3 separate regions of the Homo sapiens genome follow, and all the other regions are linked to region 1. The links are chromatin loops, found by intact Hi-C in ENCODE. Cell type or tissue: heart left ventricle. All regions are shown on one strand. Links, peaks and the distances in the headings refer to the core of each region. The heading gives the core; the rest is flanking DNA. Region 1 has its middle 160 kb from the start of SMIM23. Region 2 holds the start of LOC107986476 (a long non-coding RNA gene). Region 3 holds the start of LOC105377724 (a long non-coding RNA gene).

Region 1 (5,782 bases), core at 257-5,256:
AAAGATATTTCCAGCAACCTTGTTAAGAAGAGCAAGTGCAAGGGGCTATTTCTCTGGCAAGAAAGTCTAGACTATTATCCAAGGCCTGTTTGGGGTGCATTTTCTTCAAAAAGCCTCTGGTTTTCACCAAGACAAACCCCTCTCTCTTTATCACACACTGAAAATCTCTTTAAAAGACTCAATAAACGGAGTAATAGAATCAAGGGTGAATTGTCTTCTCCCCTCCAGTGTAGGTGGACAGAATAAATTCTCTGCATCCCCAGGAGCTCCAGGCCTGGGATGTGGTCCATGAGAAGTAAGTAAGGTGGGTGCTCTTACATACCTATTGTTTTCAACATCTTTTTCAACTGGGAGAATCTTTTTTTTTTTGAGACAGAGTCTCACTTTGTTGTCAGGCTGGAGTGCAGTGGCACAATCTCGGCTCACTGCACACTCCGCCTCCCAGGTTCAAGTGATTCTTCTGCCTCAACCTCCCAAGTAGCTGGGACTAAGAGGCGCATGCCACCACCCAGCTAATTTGTTGTATTTTAAGTAGAGACAGCGTTTTACCATGTCGGCCAGGATGGTCTCAATCTCTTGACCTTGTGATCTACCCGCCTCGGCCTCCCAAAGTGCTGGGATTACAGGTGTGAGCCACCATGCCCGGCCTCAACTGGGAGAATCTTTTCATGATAACTGAGGTTCACAGAACACTTTCTGGGTGCTTGCTTGAATTCACAGATAAGACAATGAATGGCTCAGAAGGGTTGGAGGCCAGCCCAAGGTCACATAAGCAGGAAGGGGGCTAGATGTGAATCCAACTCCCCTGGACCCTGGGGCAGGACCCATGCTCTTGCATTACAGTGAAGTTCCAACTCTGTGCCTCCTTCCTTCCTCTTTGGAACTAAACCCCTGGGAGTCCCTGGCCTTTTGGATTCTGAAGCTTCTAAGGAAGGGATTTTGCCAGAGGTGCCCTGGCCTGGCACTTGTTGGTACCCTCAATTGCAAACTGAGTCCAGAAGCCTGGCAGCCAGAGTGTCTGTCCAGATAGGCATCTGGGCAGTGCCCACAGATGGCCCCAGTGTGATGGGCAATGCGTTAGGCATACTTTCCTTGCTGACTGATGTCATGAGCTCATTAGAGCAACGGGGTTTATAGTACAAGGCAACTATCCAGACAATAAATTAAGCTGCACAATTTAGCACTTAATTATCCTCTCTCTCATCTACTTCACTCTTGTTCCCGGGTGTCTGTCTGGGCCCTCCAGCTAGATGGTAAGATCTTCCCTCTGCCTCACGCCCCACAGTCAATCCATCATGCAGCCCCGTTGGGGCCATCTCGGGAACATCTCTCAAATACTTTCCCTTTTCCACATCCCCACAGCCTTGACCGCAGCCAGCTCTCACTCTCTCTCCCCACTGGATTATTGCCACCCTGGTCTCTCCCGCTTCAATTCCCCTCTCTGCTCCGCCCAAGTTACACAAGCATGGCTTCCCTTGGTCTGAAATCCAAAGTCCCAAAGGTCTTGGCATCCAAAGCCCTTCATGCCCAGGGTGTCTTGCCTGCCTTACCAGCCTCCTCTTCCCAAACCCCCATGTTGGCTGCCCTCCCGCGCAGAATACTAGCTTGAAGATCTTCCCTTATTAGGATCAAAGCCAGCCTCCAGGCTATTTCAATACACGAACTTCTGTATACTCAGTTTCCTCCACGTGGAATATCCCCCTCCCCACACTGACAGCCCTGCCACTCAATTTGCAAACTCATTCTCATCCCAGCAGCCTGCTCTGGAATCTCCTCCTTCAGGAAGTCTAGGGGTATTTACTTGGCAAGCCCTACAGCTGAATCTCTTCATTTCCCATCCCCTCAAAGCCCACCCCAGAGGACGCGCTTCCACAGGGATGCCCCAGATAATAAGATCAACAGGACTGTCTATCTGTGGAGGGCATGGATGGCTACAAAGCACTCTCCCACCCTTGCACTTTGGAGTCCTTATTGTTAAATCCTCAGAATCAAACCACCAAGGATCCCTTTTACAAATCCTTTTATAGATGAGGAAACTGAGGTTCAGATTACAGAGCCAGGTCCCCCTGCCCAACCCTGCCTACGTCTAAAGAGCAGGGACAGTGTTCTAGGGCTCAGGGAGAACAGGCAAGAGGACCCCATGGGGGCACCATGATGGGGGGACGACCATGGAGGACAGGGATGGGGGACAGTCTGAAGCAGGGCTGTCTTTTAATCCAAAGGAGGCTTGGCTGGTCAAATCACAGCACCTCCACCAGGCGTTCCCTTCTGCTCCTCCATTTTGCAGGTGGGTGAATGGAGGCTCAGAGAGAGGGAGGGAGGAGCAGAGGACAAGGTCACAGAGAAATAGGGACCAAGTTAGAGTCAGGTGTCCTGGCTCCCGGTCCAGCTGACCCAGTGGGCTGCAGGTCAGGGAAATCACGTGGTCGCTCCTTCTCTCTGTCCTCCCTTCCCCGAGGGCTTCCTCCATTTCCTGCGTGCCTCCTGGCAGCCAGGCCTCACCCTTGTTTTTAAAGACACAGAGGGCCCCTGTCTGATTTCCTCATTGTGCCTGGCACATAGTGGGTGCTGGGTAAACACTTTTTTTGAGTGGCTTAATTACTGAGTAAGTGAATGAGCACTGGAATTGTAAGATTCCCAGAAGGACCTAAAGCCCTTTATGGGCACAGGTCACAACCATCCTATGAGATCAGTGTCATCACACCCATCTTACAGATGAGGGCGCTGAGGCTCACGGAGGGAACAGAATTCAACCAAAGCTCTATGGTTAGAAAGCAGTTCTCAGCCATCCTAGGAAATAAAACATTACACATGCTATATATATTTTAAAGCAAGGATGTTTTCCTTCTGGTGTCGAAACAGGAAAAGCTCCCTGAGAAGCCCATTGTAAATATCATCGCTTCTTCTCAGGCCTCTGTCAGCTTATGTTATTTTATTTATCAACATTCAGTAGCGTGTGGATTCAAGAACACGTCCTCGAGTGGAACGCCAAAGAAGATGCCTGCTCTAGGGGCCAGAGCGCGCTCCGAGCAGGAAGCCCGGGGCGGGCCGTCATCCAGGCGCAGGGCTGGGTGGGCGTGGGCAGCCCTTCCCAGCGCCTCTGTCTGGGTGGAGCGGCAGGTTGGAGTTGCAGCGGCGTCTCCCTCATTTCCATAAGGGGGAGCCTGTGCGCAGGAGATCCCGTCCCAGCCCGCGCAGCCTCGCCATCCTGGGACCCGCTCCGTCAGGAGTGGCCATTCGGGTGGCACCAGCAGATGTCTACCCTCGAGGGGAGCCACAAGGTTCTGTGCAAACTCTGCCTTCCTCCGTTTATCCTCGTGTCCCCAAGGAAAATGAAGGGGACCACCCAAGGCCCCGTGTAGAAAGAACGTAGCTTTGGGGACAGACGGGACTGGGGCCCCCCTGGCTCCATCCAGGACTAGCTGCATGACCTTCAGCTGGTTACCTCCCCTAGTCCTCAGTTTATCTGTAAAACGGAGCAATACCAATTTTAGAAAGTAATGCAGAGCAGCGACAGACAGTGTCTGGGGCACAGTAAATTCTTTAAAATAAAAGAAATATTAATTACCCTGGTGATTGTTGTCTGGATTATTCATGCAAGTCCTAATTGCCACCCCAACCTTCACAGAAATTTCTGCTCATCCAGGTCCCTGGCTGAGCCTTCAGGGTGATTTACTCAGGGGCTGTGGCCTCCCTGGGCCCAGATGTAGACAAACCCAGCAGAAAGGCATTTTGAGCTTGTGGTTGCAAATATAAAACCAGGTGCTTCTCTTAACAGAAATGATGACAGAGCAAAAGTACCAAAGACTATTTGAGAGAGAGAGACAGAGAGCGCTCATAGCTGAATTCCTACCCAGATTCAGCAACCAGTTTCTCTTTTTTTTTTTACACATCCCCACCCCTAGTCCACACACGTGTTTTGGGACTGTAATATACCAGGTGCTGTTTTATTCCTGACGTGCTGTGGCCTTTGGTCTGAATCACTCCATCTCCTTTTGTTTGGTTCCTGCCAGAAAGCAAAGCACATATTTCACTGTCCCTTCCCCTGGGAGAACTTCTTTGCTGGCCTCCCTTTGCACACCTTCATGGAGCTGCGTTCGGGATAGAACGATGGCATGGCCACACAATCTGCTGCCCTTCGGCCACTTTCTTACACTTTTCTTTTTTTTCCCCAACATAGAAATAGCATATTCTCCCTGATTACTAAAGTAATACATGTGCATCATAAAACATTGGGCAGTTCAAAAGACGAAAGTCACCCAGAGATAACCACCGCTAACATTGTGTCTTATCCTATCAGACTTTCGTGTGTCTGGTGCACACACAAACCTAGTTACAACAAGGAAATCTTACAGGATATGCTGTCGTGTATTCCGATTTTCTTTGTCTGCCTATGTGGTTTTCTTGATCATTCTAAATGGCTCAGAATCATTTCATTGTACGGCAATGTACAATAAAATGTATATACACCAACATGGTGAAACCCTGGCTCTACTAAAAATGCAATATTTAGCTGGACATGGTGGTGTGCACCTGTAGTCCCAGCTACTTGGGAGGCTGAGGCACAAGAATCACTTGAACCGGAGAGGCAGAGGTTGCAGCGAGCCGAGATTGTGCCACTACACTCTAGCTTGGATGACACAGTGAGACCCCATCTCAAAATAAATAAATAAATAAAATATAATGTATACACAATAAAATGTATATGTAAAGTGACTGACAGCATAGTTCATTTAACCAAAATCTCGTATTTTTGGACATTTAGGTTGTTTCCTTTTTCTTTTCTGTTCTTTTTGTTTTTTAAGCCTTTAGTTTGGAAATAAATATAAATTCATAGGAAGCTGCAAAGATAATACAGACAATTCCTATGTACCCTTCATCTGGTTTTTCCCGATGGTGGCATCTTACATAACTCTAGTACAATGTCAAAGTCAGGATATTGACGTGAGTGCAGTCTGTGTGTATAGTTCTAGGTCATTTTATCCCATGTTGATGATCTGTGTAACCACCACCACAATCAAGACACAGAACTATTCCATCATCATCATGATTTCCCTCGGGATACCCTGGAGGATCACACCCGCTCATCTCTCCTCTTCTTCCTAACCACTGGCAATCGCCAGCCTGTTCTCTAGCTCTATACTCTTGTCATTTTGAGAAATATATTATATATATATATGTGTATATATATATATATAAAACGTTATGTATGTATGTATATTGATTTGATTTTTCGTGTGTGGCATGTGTGTAGGAGGTGAACGAGAGGAGAGTGGGAAGGGCAAAGTTTTCTCTGAATCATCCAAACTTGCCCAGCCTAGTGGCTGTTCAGCACTTGAAGTATGGCTACTTCAAATGGAGATGTGCTGTAAGTATAAAATGCACACTGGATTTGAAATCCTTAAAAAAATTAGAAAGAAAGAAAACTCATTTGTCATGTTTTGTATCGACTATACACTAAATTTATAATATGTGGATATATATTAAGTTAAGCAAAATATATAATAAAATTATTTTTACCAGTTTCTCTTTACTTTTCTAATGTAGCTACTGGAAAATTAAAACTTATGTATGTGGCTTGCACTTGCGGTTCACACTGTGTTTCAGTTGGGCAGCAAGGGCCCAAACCCTCCCTCCCACAGCCCTTTAGGATCCACGGTGGGCAGGGACAGTGTGGTGGCCAGAGCCAAGGCCTCAGCTCTCAGCCACCGCAAGACAGTCAGCTGGTCCCTGTGGTTCTGGTCTCAACAGCCAGTACACAACCACAGACCCCACAGTGTGG
Region 2 (5,782 bases), core at 469-5,468, 220 kb after region 1:
ACACAGGCTCTGTGCTTTCTATACATTCTTTTATTTATTCCTCACAAAATTCCTGTGATCTCCTCTTTCCTCCCATCTTGCAGATGAGGACCCTGAGGCTCATGGAAGTTACAGAACTCACCTGGGGCCAGTCAACCACTCAGCAGCAGGGCCGGGTCTGCCCCAGGTCTGTGTAGTGTCAACGTCCTCACTCTTGGCCACTCTGTGATTCTAGGAGAGAAGCCATGCTGTAAAAGATTCCAGGTCATGCCTTGACAGGTTACAGTGACCACATCCAGGAGATCTTTAAGGCCTTAATTGTGCCCTTCAGTTCCTGTCATCATCATTATCATTATCTCCACCACCACCATCATCATCATCTACATGCCTGAAACTGGCGTATTCTTATGCCATGAACTGTAAAATATTTCATTTATTTTCCCTACTTTAACCAGCCTTGTGACCTTGTTCAAGTAACCCCACCTCTCTAAGCCTCAGTGTTCTCATGCATGAAATGGGGCCTGTAAATTCCATTTGCAAAAGGACAGTGAGCTGTTGTTTTCATCCCCAATCCCTCTCCTCCCTGAACTCCCTCCCTGAACTCCCTCTCCTTCCTCCGTGAAGTGCCCTCCGCCCCCAGGGCCTGGATTCCGGCCACCAGCTCTCCTGCCCCGGCTTTTAACGTTGGTCCCTGCAACAGGCCAGAACATCTGCCTGTGAACGCCATGGAACTCTGCCCCTGCGCTGGGGTCCTGCCAGCAAAGAGTTTAAACAAACAGAACTGGGCAGAAACGAGATGGTCCGCCGGTTGTAAAGGGTCGCACCTCATGCGCACACGCTCGGGTTTCATGATAATCCGAGTGATGGTTCTCCTGAGGAGGATTAGGAAGAAAACGTTAGGGGGCTCTGCGGGGAGCAAGAAAAAGTGGTTGTGTACCCAAGACAAACACTGCCAAGAAAGTGGCCTTTGCTGACCAATAAACCAAAGTGTGGGAGGGGGTGGGATTGGGGTACTGGAGGAAAGGAAAATTTGGGGCTCTGTCCAACTCTTCTAGTGCCTAAGTCAGACCTTCACCAGCAGAAGACCGTTCCACTGAATGTGTGGAGAGAGATTACAGCAACCCCAAACCACTGTGGTCAGAGGCTGGCGGGAGCTCCTGCATGTGGGGGAGGAGCAGCAAGCCCATGTGCCCTCCAGAGCCAGGCAGGTAAGCCAGGAGGGGCGCAAGGGACACCGCAGAGCACACACAGTGAGCCACAGCAAATGACACCGGCCTCAGCACTGGGAAGGTATTAGGGAGTGGTGGGGACTGCATCCAGCTGGAGGAACACACCCCACCCAAAGCAGGCACCTGGGACTGAGCTGCAGCTCCAGCCGGTCTCTGCCAGGCAGGAATGTAGGCCCAGTGGTGCCAATCTTCTCTGATTTTTTTTTTTTCAAGAGAAGCAGAAAAGAACAAATTTTGTTTTTTGATGTGCAGGTTCTCAATTTTTAAACATTGGCAATGAGTTCAAATGGGTTTTGAAATACTATGTGGGCCAAGCAAAATATATCTGTTAGCCAGATTTGACTCACAGGCCACTGGTTTGCAATTTTCTGAAGTTTTGGTACCGTAATAAAAGCAATGGGTCCTGCCTGGATTCAAACACCAGTTCTCCCATCTGCTGGCTGGGCAACCTTGGGCAAGTCCTCTAGCCTCTCCAGGCCTCAGTTGCTCCATCTGTAAAATGGGGATAATAGTAGTGTCTACTTGATATGATATTTGAGAAAACTTCATGAAATCATGTCATGGAAATTCCTTGATATCTCTCTCTCTCTCTGGAAATGTTAGCTTTATTACTAATGCACCCTCTGCAGGCTCCCTGGGGGGATGGAAGATAAAAACAGCGGCAACGGGCAAAAACGGAGGTGAGGAAAATGGACCAAGCAGGCAGAACAGAGCCAAACCAGAAAACGCCGGCCAAGCTTTCCCTTACTTGCTGTGTCAGAATGGCCCTTCAGGGATGATTGGCACAAGCTGACATCAAATTGACAAGAAAAGATTGGGCAGTGGCCTGAAGAGTGGCCCTCCAGTATCTGTCCACCTCTTTCCAAAATAGCAACAGGCGACCTTGGGAGACCTTTTGGATTGCAGCAGGAAGAAAGTCAGTTACAGAGGGTGTCCTAGAGGAGGTAAAAGGATGCCTCCGGTCTGTGGCTCAGCCACTGCCCCACTCTGTGACTTCAGCCAAGTCATTTCATCTGCCTCTGAGACTCCACTTACCCATCTGTAAAATAGGTTGACAACAGCTGCCTCTCAGGATGCTGGTGGTGATTAGCGATCACGCAGTATAGGTAGGGTCTGGTACAGAATTCATGTTCGACAAGTGGGAGCTGCCGTTATTGGCTGTCGTTTAGTTATTTTTATGAATGAGGCAATAGAGGTGCTTGTCTGACCAGCATCCGCTGACCTCTCTTCAAGTAACTGCCCCGTTTGCCTCTAAAGAACCATTCCTCTCCTGTTCCCCACCAAATGGTTCCGTTGGTGTTGGCTCCTCCCCAGGCTCCAGGGACAGGCGTGTGAACCCGGCACAGCTAATGAGAATAGCGTAGTATCCCAGGCCAATGGGAATCAGATCCAGGACTTGCATTCAAACCATGAGGGAAGAGAAGCTTTCCCTTTCCACCAGATCTGTTCTAGTGAGGAGTAGGCCGGAGCTGCTGGCAGCTTTCTCACTGCCACATGGGAAGAGCCTGTCTGAGAATGATATCAATAATGAGGAAATCAGAGCAAAGATTTGGAAAAATTCTTGTTTCTTGATAACACTGCTTAAGCACCTGGATCCAGCTGTGCCTAAAGTTAGCACTGTGTCGGACTCTTCAGTTACCACAGCCAAAAAATTCATTTTCTGGCTTAGACCATTTTGGATTGGGTTTTCTGTAACTTGCAACCAAGAAACTCAACAGATATACGAGCCTTAAGGATGAGTTACGAAAACACCCCAGGGGAGAGTTTCATTAGCTGGCACGTCTTATAGGCTCTCAGACCATGCTTTGAGCATGATAGCACTACTTCCTTCTTCCAAGAGTATGATAAAAATCCTTCCAAGAGTATTCCAAAAGCCTTGCACAGACTTTGGGTAATCTTCTCTTAAAGCAGTGGTTCTCAATGGGAGAGGGATTTTGTCCCCTAGAGGACACTTGGCAATGTCTGCCTACATTTTGGGTTGTCACAATGGGGAGGCAGGAGGGATGATACGTGCTACTGACATCTAGTGGGTAGAAGCCAGGGATGCCGCCAAATATCCTACAAGGCACAGGACAGACCCCACAAACAATGATCCCATCCAAATGTCAGTCGTGCTGAGGTTGAGAAACCCAGGAGAAGTGATACATCATCCCGTGTTCTACTCCTACCAGCCCCACCATACTTAAAGACGAAAACCAGGCCACTTAATGGGAGTATGGGAACTTTATATACCTCATGATGTTTTCTTAGGGTATGCAATGCTGTGATTCAAGCCCAGTTGAAAGAAAGACATTGCCCAAAGTTTACACACAGATATGCCTAATCCCCTCTGGGGTCTGCAGCCTCCCTGCTATCACCATAACAATCACAGCCCATAACTACTGGACGAACAGGAAGAGCAGGAAACCTCTCTGAAGATGGACAGTCTAACACATGCCTGCTCTCCCACACCCAGCAATAATGGATCCGACAAATAAGCAAATTATACGAATCCCACATAGCCAATAAAGGGGGAAGACAGCATTTCCTCTCTGTCTAGAGGACCATTTCTCAGTGTACTGCTCCTCAGAACACTAGTCCTGTGAGATACTCAAAGGGGAAAAAATAATGATTTCAAGGTCAAAAAGGTGTGGGAAACACGAAAGCCCCTGTTACCTTTGTGGATGGTAACAACATCCATGAACACATGAAAGGCTCTGATAAGTCCCTCAGCAAATAAACCTGCTTCCTTTTCTTTAACTTGCTATTTCCCAAACTCACTTGATCTCAGAATCCCTTTGCACTATAATACTTAATTAATATTCCACTGAACTATTGTCCCACAGGACACACATTGGGAAACATTGCAAGGGAACTACAAAGAAAATGAAATATAAGATATTAATGAGATGTAATAGCTGATCCAGGGAAACCAGGTGACGGTGGAAAGAGACCAACCGCTTTGGCAGGAGAACTGTGCCTTAAACTTCTCAGTATTGCTCATCCCAACCTCCCTGGGGCACCCACTTATTTATGGCTACTCCAAGAAAAGTATCCTGAGGGCCAACCAAGTGCCAGGCATTGGGCTACCTACTGGGATTTAAAGATAAGTCATGGGCTGGCCGTGGTGGCTCGTGCCTGTAATCCCAGCGTTTTGGGAGGCTGAGGCAGGAGGATGCTTTAGGCCAGGAGTTCAAGATCAGCTTGGGCAACACAGCGAGACCCCTTTCTCTACAAAAAATTAAAATATTAAAATTAAAAATAAAAAGAGATAAGTCAGACTCCAGTAGACACTGCGGTAATGAGTAGGAGTCAGAGACCTGGCTGCAGAGCTGATGATGTTGCTCTGTGAATCCAATGCCTTCCTGCTGAGCCCTCTCACTTCCAGGAGCCATGAAACACGGGCGCATTTGTCCCTTGGATCTCAGTCAGTTATACTGACCTTGTCAAAGCTTAGCAAGGAGCTGGGGTGGATGGGGAGGAGCAGAGCCTCCTGGCGGAGTTTGGGTCCTGATCTGTGAGTGATGGTGTCAGCCACACCTGAGTGCCCTCCTAAGGGAAACCATCCCATCAGGAGGCCCAGGGGGAGGGAAATGGCTTTAGGCTGCGCTTGAACAAGGAATGCCCCCTGATTGGTCAAAAGGGTCCCCTGAACTCAAGAGCAGCGCATCCATTGGCTGCTTGGTGACCTATGAGGACGCTGGAACAAAAAGCCCCACCCAGGAGTTTCAAGTCATGGAGCTGATCAGGCTCTGTCCCTTTGGATTTAAATAGGAAGAGACTGAGTGAATCAGCAAATTGGTGGCGGAGGAGAAGTTGCTCAAGAAACCAAAAGCTGACACTGGAGTGATGCAGCGAAGTTTTTGTGAACTCCGGCTACGGAGGGATCTGAGAGCTAAAAGCCTGCCCAAATTCCTGACCTCGTGGCACAACCAGGGCAGACCCCAGGCAGGTGGCCCACGGCCCTGGCTCTTATTCCGTGAGTCAGCACGGGAAACTTGGGGTTCGGCTGCTCCTCGAAGAGCCAGTGCCAGCTCAGCCTGACTTCGCCCAGGGAAAGGCACCGTTTTGGAACCCCACAGTCACCAAAAGTGGGACCTCAGTAGTAATGACAGTCCTGTCCAAATGCTGCTGGGATGGGTCTGGGCTTCAGCAGGAAGCCCCTTCGCCTCTGAGGGCACCTGTGGAGTCTAGGACCATTTGAACATCCCAGTTCCTTTCTTCCCAGTTCCTTTCATCCCATGTCTGCCATCGTGACACATTCTGGCTGAGATCACACCCAGAGGGTTGACAAGGCTGTCCCAGAAATCATGTGGTGGGCACCGCAGAAGCACAACAATGAACCTTGTTCCTGGAAAAATAAGGCCACGTGCTGTATCCAGAAGTTCTAGACAGGGCTGAATGGGGTTTGGGAGGTGGGGGTCAAGATGAGGAAGGTAATCAAGGTTATGTACTTGCCTGGGTAATGAAATTATGCCACCAAGGCTTACAGAAAGGGGGCCAGGGTCAACTTTGCTTTCCTGAATTCTGCTCTCCAACCAATAGAGTTACAGAGGGGGCAGCAGCCACAGGACCACATCTTTGGATACTCATGG
Region 3 (5,782 bases), core at 227-5,226, 110 kb after region 1:
AATACTCTATTCTTGGGGCTGCTGTTATCTCTTCTGACCCTTCCCCAACTCCATGTACACACACCTCCAAACCTCAGATAGCACCTGAACCAAACGGAACTAATCCACAGGCCTGCTGAGAGCCAATCAGATCCCCTGTCTGTGACAGAACAATTACACAAGTAATTATTACCCCAAGTCCTCATGCCTCCCAGTAGCCATGCCCTTTGTAATGTGACTTTGTAGCTTCTCTCATCAAGAGGTGAAGCCTGTTTCCCCCGCCCTTGAATCTGGATTGGCCTTGTAACTTACTTTAGACAAGAGAATGCAGCAGAAGGAATGGTGTTATAGTTCTCAGAGTAAGGCCCAAGACCTGAGTCCTTCCACCTTCTCACTTGCTTGCATCTCTGCTTCTGTATGAGGACATGAGCAAGCTAGCCTGTTGGAGGATAAGCCACATAGAGCAGCGCCAAGTCAGCCCATTTGTCTGAGGTGAGGTCCAGACATATGAGAGCACCTATCCAAGACTTACAAAGCCACCCAGCTAACCCAAAGCTGACCACAGATACATGAGCAAGTCCCACCAAGCTCAGGTCAACGCAGCTGAACCACTTAGCAACCCTTAGACTAGTGGGCGAAAATCAATGTTTATTGTTGTATGACACTGAAGTGTTAATGATTGTTACACAGCATTAGTGTGGCAACAGATAACCGATACACTGTCCCCACCAAAAGCATCAGAGAGCCCCAGAGCCAGCAGCCTTGGTGGATGGTGCTGAACTTGTAGAGTCATACGGAGATGAGGCAGGAGGTGGTGCCAAAATCTTGGTGGAGGCCAAACTTGTGGAGACACAGAAACCACAGGCCAGGCACAGTAGTTCACATCTGTAATCCCAGCACTGTGGGAGGCTGAGACAGGTGGATCACCTGAGGTCAGGAGTTCGAGAGCAATCTGGCCAACATGGTGAAACCCCATCTCTACTAAAAATACAAAAAAATAGCTGGGCATGGTGGTGGGCGCCCGTAATCCCAGCTACTCGGGAGGCTGAGGCAGGAGAATTGTTTGAACCCAGGAGGCGGAGGTTGCAGTGAGCCAAGGTCACACCATTGTACTCCAGCCTGGGCAACAAGAGTGAAACTCCATCTCAAAAAAAAAAAAAAAAAAAAAAGCAAGAAAGAAAGAAAAAGGAAAAAGATAAAGAAACCACAAAGAGGCAGGGAGGCTGGCCTGCTGCCTCCCAGAGAGAGCAGAGATGGGACCACAAAGGGAGAAATGGGAAGACGAGCTGTCAGCCTGCTTTCTAGTTCCCACAGGTTGAGCTTTACTCTCTGTGCTTTCTTCTGATGAGAATCCCCTTCTTAATCCTCAGTTAGTCACCCTTTTATATGAGTGATTTTAAATGGGTTTCTGTTCTTTAAAGCCATCCTTTATTACTATGGGGTAGATAGAGCTCAATGTTTGCCACCCTATAAAAAAAGAATGAACTTCACATATACATGGGAGCCCAAACACTACCCAGAGCTTGACCACATGGTGAGAAGCATCAGGATATAGTTCTAGGATCTATGCTCACCTCCACCAGCAAAGCCACTGGGGCTTCTAGTAGGCACCATTTTCATTTCACCCCAGCAGGTCTTCTTGAAACTCAGCCACACAGATAATTCAGGTGTCCGATCATCAGACCCATCTCCAGGTCTGCACAGCAAAGGCAGCCACTGAAACCTTCCCCAAGAAGTCTGAGATTCGGTCCTGAAAGCAGATCCATTTCCACAGAATGGCTGTGGGTCCTTCCAAACCTGCGATTCCCAAGTGGTCAGGGTAGTTGGGCAATGAAATATGAACTCAGCTTCCAGTTGCTGAACGCATGCATCCAGTTTGAATGTGGATTTCTGCAATTCGGTTGACAAAAGAGTGTGTGATAGGGTTTCTTTTTCCTGCACTCTCAACTACAGATTTACTCAGATGTCTTTTCACATCATTAAGAAAGTACAAAGCTGGGCGTGGTGGCTCACACTTGTAATGCCAGCACTTTGAGAGGCCAAAGCGGGAGGATTGCTTGAGCCCAGGAGTTCGAGGCCAGCCTGGGCAACATGGTGAAAACCCAACTCTACAAAATAAAAAATAGAAAATTAGCTGGGCGTGGTGGCATGCCTATAGTCCCAGCTACTTGGGAGGCGGAGGCGGGAGGATCACTTGAGCCCAGGAGATCAGGGCCGCAGTGAGCTATGATCACACCACTGCATTCCAGCCTGGATGACAGAGTGAGACCCTGTCTCGAAAAAAGAGAATAAAGAAAAAAATAAAGTATAGTTATGAGGAGTCACTGGAGAGGCGGTTGGGGCATGAAGGCTGGGGGATTGTTCAACAGGTCAGGCCTCTTGGAGGTTCTAAAATCTCAAAATTCTTGGATTTGAGGAATTCCAAAATTTCCCCCAGAAAGCTGCATAAAAGTAAATGGGTTCTTCATACGCAGCTCAAACTTCTCTCAAATATCCCCAAACTGACAATAGAAAGGCACAAATATGAAAGAACTCACCATTTCCATGGATTTCCTCTGCCCTCACATCTTGCAATGAATCTCATCTGTGGAATTCACAGCACAGACCTTTCTGATACTTGAAGGATGAAAGGAGAATCTGGTGGCCTCATTTTCTGACTCAAGGAAAGGGTTAAAACCATTTTTCCTTTTCCCTGCAGGTGCCCCCTCTGGGGCAAATGAACTCAGCTTTTCCATGTTTAGAACAAAGGCCTCAAATTCCTTCCTGGCAGGTGTTCATGTATGTGAGCAAATTAGATTTTGAAAGTCTTTTTTGCCACAAGTCTCAGGCCATCAATGTAGGCTGTATGTTGGAAGTCCCAGGCTAGCCAGCGCCACCTCTCCGAGGCACTGCAAGCTGGAGCAGAAGAAAAAGGCAAGTAAGAAAACATGGAATTCAGAATCAGAAAAGCCTGGCTTCAAATTCCAGCATTGCCACTCTGCAGCTGGGCAACTTTTGACACATCACCCAGCTCCCTGAGCCTCAGTGTCCTCATTTGGAAAACAGGGATAATAACGCTTTCCTCACCGGGGTGTTTGAGGATCTGACAAGATGTCACATGTCAAGTGTCTGGCTCTTACTTAGTATTTAATAAGTGGTTGTGTGTTATGCTGGGTTCTTGATTGCAAGCCATGTGGTAATCAAGTGGAATTTATTGGAAGGCTATCAGGGGCTCATAGAATTGGCAGAGAAGAGTGATGAAGTCTGGAAAATGGCCAGAAACCAAGGGCTTGCCAGAGAGTTAAGCAACAGGGGCCTTAGCAAGGTCACGAGAATGGGTGGCCAGCACGCCACCGCTGCCGCTGGCCTGGAGAGCCTCCAGCCGCTCCTCCCGGCCCCAAATCACTCACTCAAGGGTCCAAGTCCTGGAGGGAACATGTGGCTACCCTAGCCTGGATTATGTGCATACCGTTTGGTTGCAGCTGGAGAAGAGAGGGGGAGAACTGGGTGTTTGTGCTTCTGTGTAAGGGGCAAGTTCATCACCCACTGTGCCGTGATGGCACACAATGGAGGGTGGGTCTCCATAGGGAATGGAAGTGCTGCTGGCCACTGAACAGTCCCAAGCCCACAAATGCTCACCACAAACGTTACTATTTAAATCCAGAAGAGAAGGCAGGTGCTTCTTGATAAAACCAGGGCAGAGTTACATGGTGTGGAGGAAAAGGGTGGGCTTGAGTTTCTGGCAAGCTCCATATGTAAGGGTTAAAATCACCTGAGGTGAGGGACTCTAAGAGGCGCAGTGCTCAAACCTCCACTTGTACTGACTGTGTGACCTTGAGCAAGTGATTTCAGCTCTCTGAGCTTCCGAGCTCTGAAGGCCCAGTTAGATGATACACCTAGAACACGCCTGGAACGAGAGCGGGTACATGGCAAACACTAAGGAAGATCTAGCTACGGTGATTGCAGTGTCTTCTGTTTAGAGAAGAGGACTGGCTTCTCCTGCACCTGAGGCCTGGAGGGTAAAGCAGAGGAGCAGAAGCAATAAACATGGGTAAGTGAGACTGATGTGTCTGGGGAAGTAAACAGCTTTCTCAGAGAGGCTCAGCCCCCTGTTAAGGGAGCTGAGTCCAAGCTCCTCTGGGGCTTCCAGCAATAACACACTGTTATGAGCAACTCCACGAGCCTGGGGCATGAATTTCTCGCCTAACATAAAGATGTCTCTGAACCTAAAATACTCCCCCAAATCACACTCAGTTCTGTCCTCGGAGGTTTTCCAGGGACATTGAGCAACTTACCTATTTTGCAGCTCGGAGCTTCCCCATCCCACCCACTCGTGACTCTGCTGAAATGTCACAGGAATCTCCTGCCCAGCTTCTTGTAACCCGAGAGTTGCCAAGGGCAGCTACCCTACGGAAAGAGATTCTGGTTCAGAGAAAATATTCTAGACAGAGCCGACATACATGTCTCTTTCTTTTTTCTGGAAGATGATTTTCCACAGTGAGCCACAAGATCCTTTTTCTAAATGAGAAAATAACAGCTTGCATGTAGCAATTGAGAGTCATCTACCCCTTATTAACCCGCAGCATTAATTAATTACTTATTCTACATGGCTCACTATCTTACACACCCTTTGAGGGATGATGGGGAAACACCAAACAAACGTAGGATTTGGTTGTCACTCATTTTCTCCAGGGTTCCAGGTTTCCCACCTTCACTGATTCCCAACAACATAACACAGTGTTACCTTATCGCATCCTCATCACATCCTCCTAGAAACCCTTGATTGGCTTTCCATTACCTTCAGGGGCCTCTTAGCACCACGTACAGTCTTCCAGGCCTGGCACCTGCCCACTTCTCCAGTCTTTCTTCTTTCCCCATCCCTCACGTCTTCTACTCTCCAGCCATTCGCTCATTCACTTTCCATTCATTCATTCTTCAAATGCGTACTGGGCAGCCACTCCAAGTCAGATGCTGTGTTAGCTGCTAGAACCACAGTGCACAGTGGGGGGACAAGACAAACAAGAGCCTTTCTCTTAAGAAGCTTACATGCCAGGGAATGTAAATAACAATGAGAGAAAGAAAGAGATGAGAGCATTTCTTTCTTTCTGTGAAAAGTGTTGCTAGGAGAATGCCACAGGGCGATGTGATTGAGAGTGAATGGAAGAGGCCGTGTGCCTTTAATTGGGTGGCCAGGGAAGGAAGGCATGAGTTGAGAACCAGCCACTCCAAATTTCTTGCAGTTCCATGATCGTCCCAGGTTTCGTCTATCCTCTGTGCACGTGCATACGCCACTGCCTCCTCCAAAATGCCCACTCCACCCCAGCCCCACAATCCCTCGTCTACTTGTAATCCTGGCTCAGTTTCATCTCCACAGGGAAGCCATTCCCAGTCTGCCAAGGGCTGACTTGGGCACCCCTTCTCAGTGCTCCCCAGATTCCCTGAGCCTTAGTGCCCACTCCACACCTACTCCATCCCTATGACGCCCAGCATCAAGAGAGCAGGACCCAGAAGTCACCCTTGCTTCACGGCGAGTACCTTGGGAAGGAGAGAAATGCTAAAGCAGGATTGGAGGGCACCCAGTTGGGGTCTGAGCTTGGTGGACATCAACGATTTTTCCAGCAATTTTTGTTTGATTAAATCCCAAAGGACATTTTTTCCTCCAACTCTTTTTCCTTTAGCATTTAAGCCATATGGTTCTGATTCATTTATACTTAACTAATTACATTGGTTTGGTTAGAGCTATTTGATGTCCGTGAGTCTTCTGAGCCTTTTCATACAATTTTCTAACTCTTTTTACTGTGAAGCCCAAAGTGGTCTTTTGCCA

What was found. Peaks named below come from ENCODE experiments on the same cell type or tissue, not always from the same donor. Only the 100,000 strongest peaks of a DNase experiment are listed, where the experiment ranks them.
Region 2: a loop joins it to region 1, with 3 times the contacts of the local background. A loop is called at or near these places in 42 of 110 quality-filtered maps.
Region 3: a loop joins it to region 1, with 3 times the contacts of the local background. A loop is called at or near these places in 17 of 110 quality-filtered maps.

What each region holds. Positions count from the first base shown.
Region 1 is chr5:171,627,097-171,632,878 of GRCh38, forward strand. No RefSeq gene overlaps it. Among named protein-coding and RNA genes, the nearest start is that of SMIM23, 160 kb to the right of the region's middle. In heart left ventricle, for the core only: a CTCF peak has its summit at 3,158; a DNase peak (open chromatin) is centred at 3,125; H3K4me3 peaks cover 564 bases.
Region 2 is chr5:171,847,540-171,853,321 of GRCh38, forward strand. It overlaps LOC107986476 (a long non-coding RNA gene), which reads right to left and starts at 579. Exons shown (of 3, transcript XR_007059052.1): 1 at 1-579. In heart left ventricle, for the core only: a CTCF peak has its summit at 3,252 (motif pointing left); a DNase peak (open chromatin) is centred at 2,606; H3K27ac peaks cover 678 bases.
Region 3 is chr5:171,734,461-171,740,242 of GRCh38, forward strand. LOC105377724 (a long non-coding RNA gene) reads right to left here and starts at 3,353. Exons shown (of 5, transcript XR_001742983.2): 1 at 2,517-3,353; 2 at 1,554-1,869; 3 at 292-418. It overlaps LOC105377723 (a long non-coding RNA gene), which reads left to right and starts at 3,925. Exons shown (of 2, transcript XR_941215.1): 1 at 3,925-4,009. In heart left ventricle, for the core only: CTCF peaks have their summits at 2,877 and 3,079; a DNase peak (open chromatin) is centred at 3,332; H3K4me3 peaks cover 2,305 bases; H3K27ac peaks cover 2,645 bases.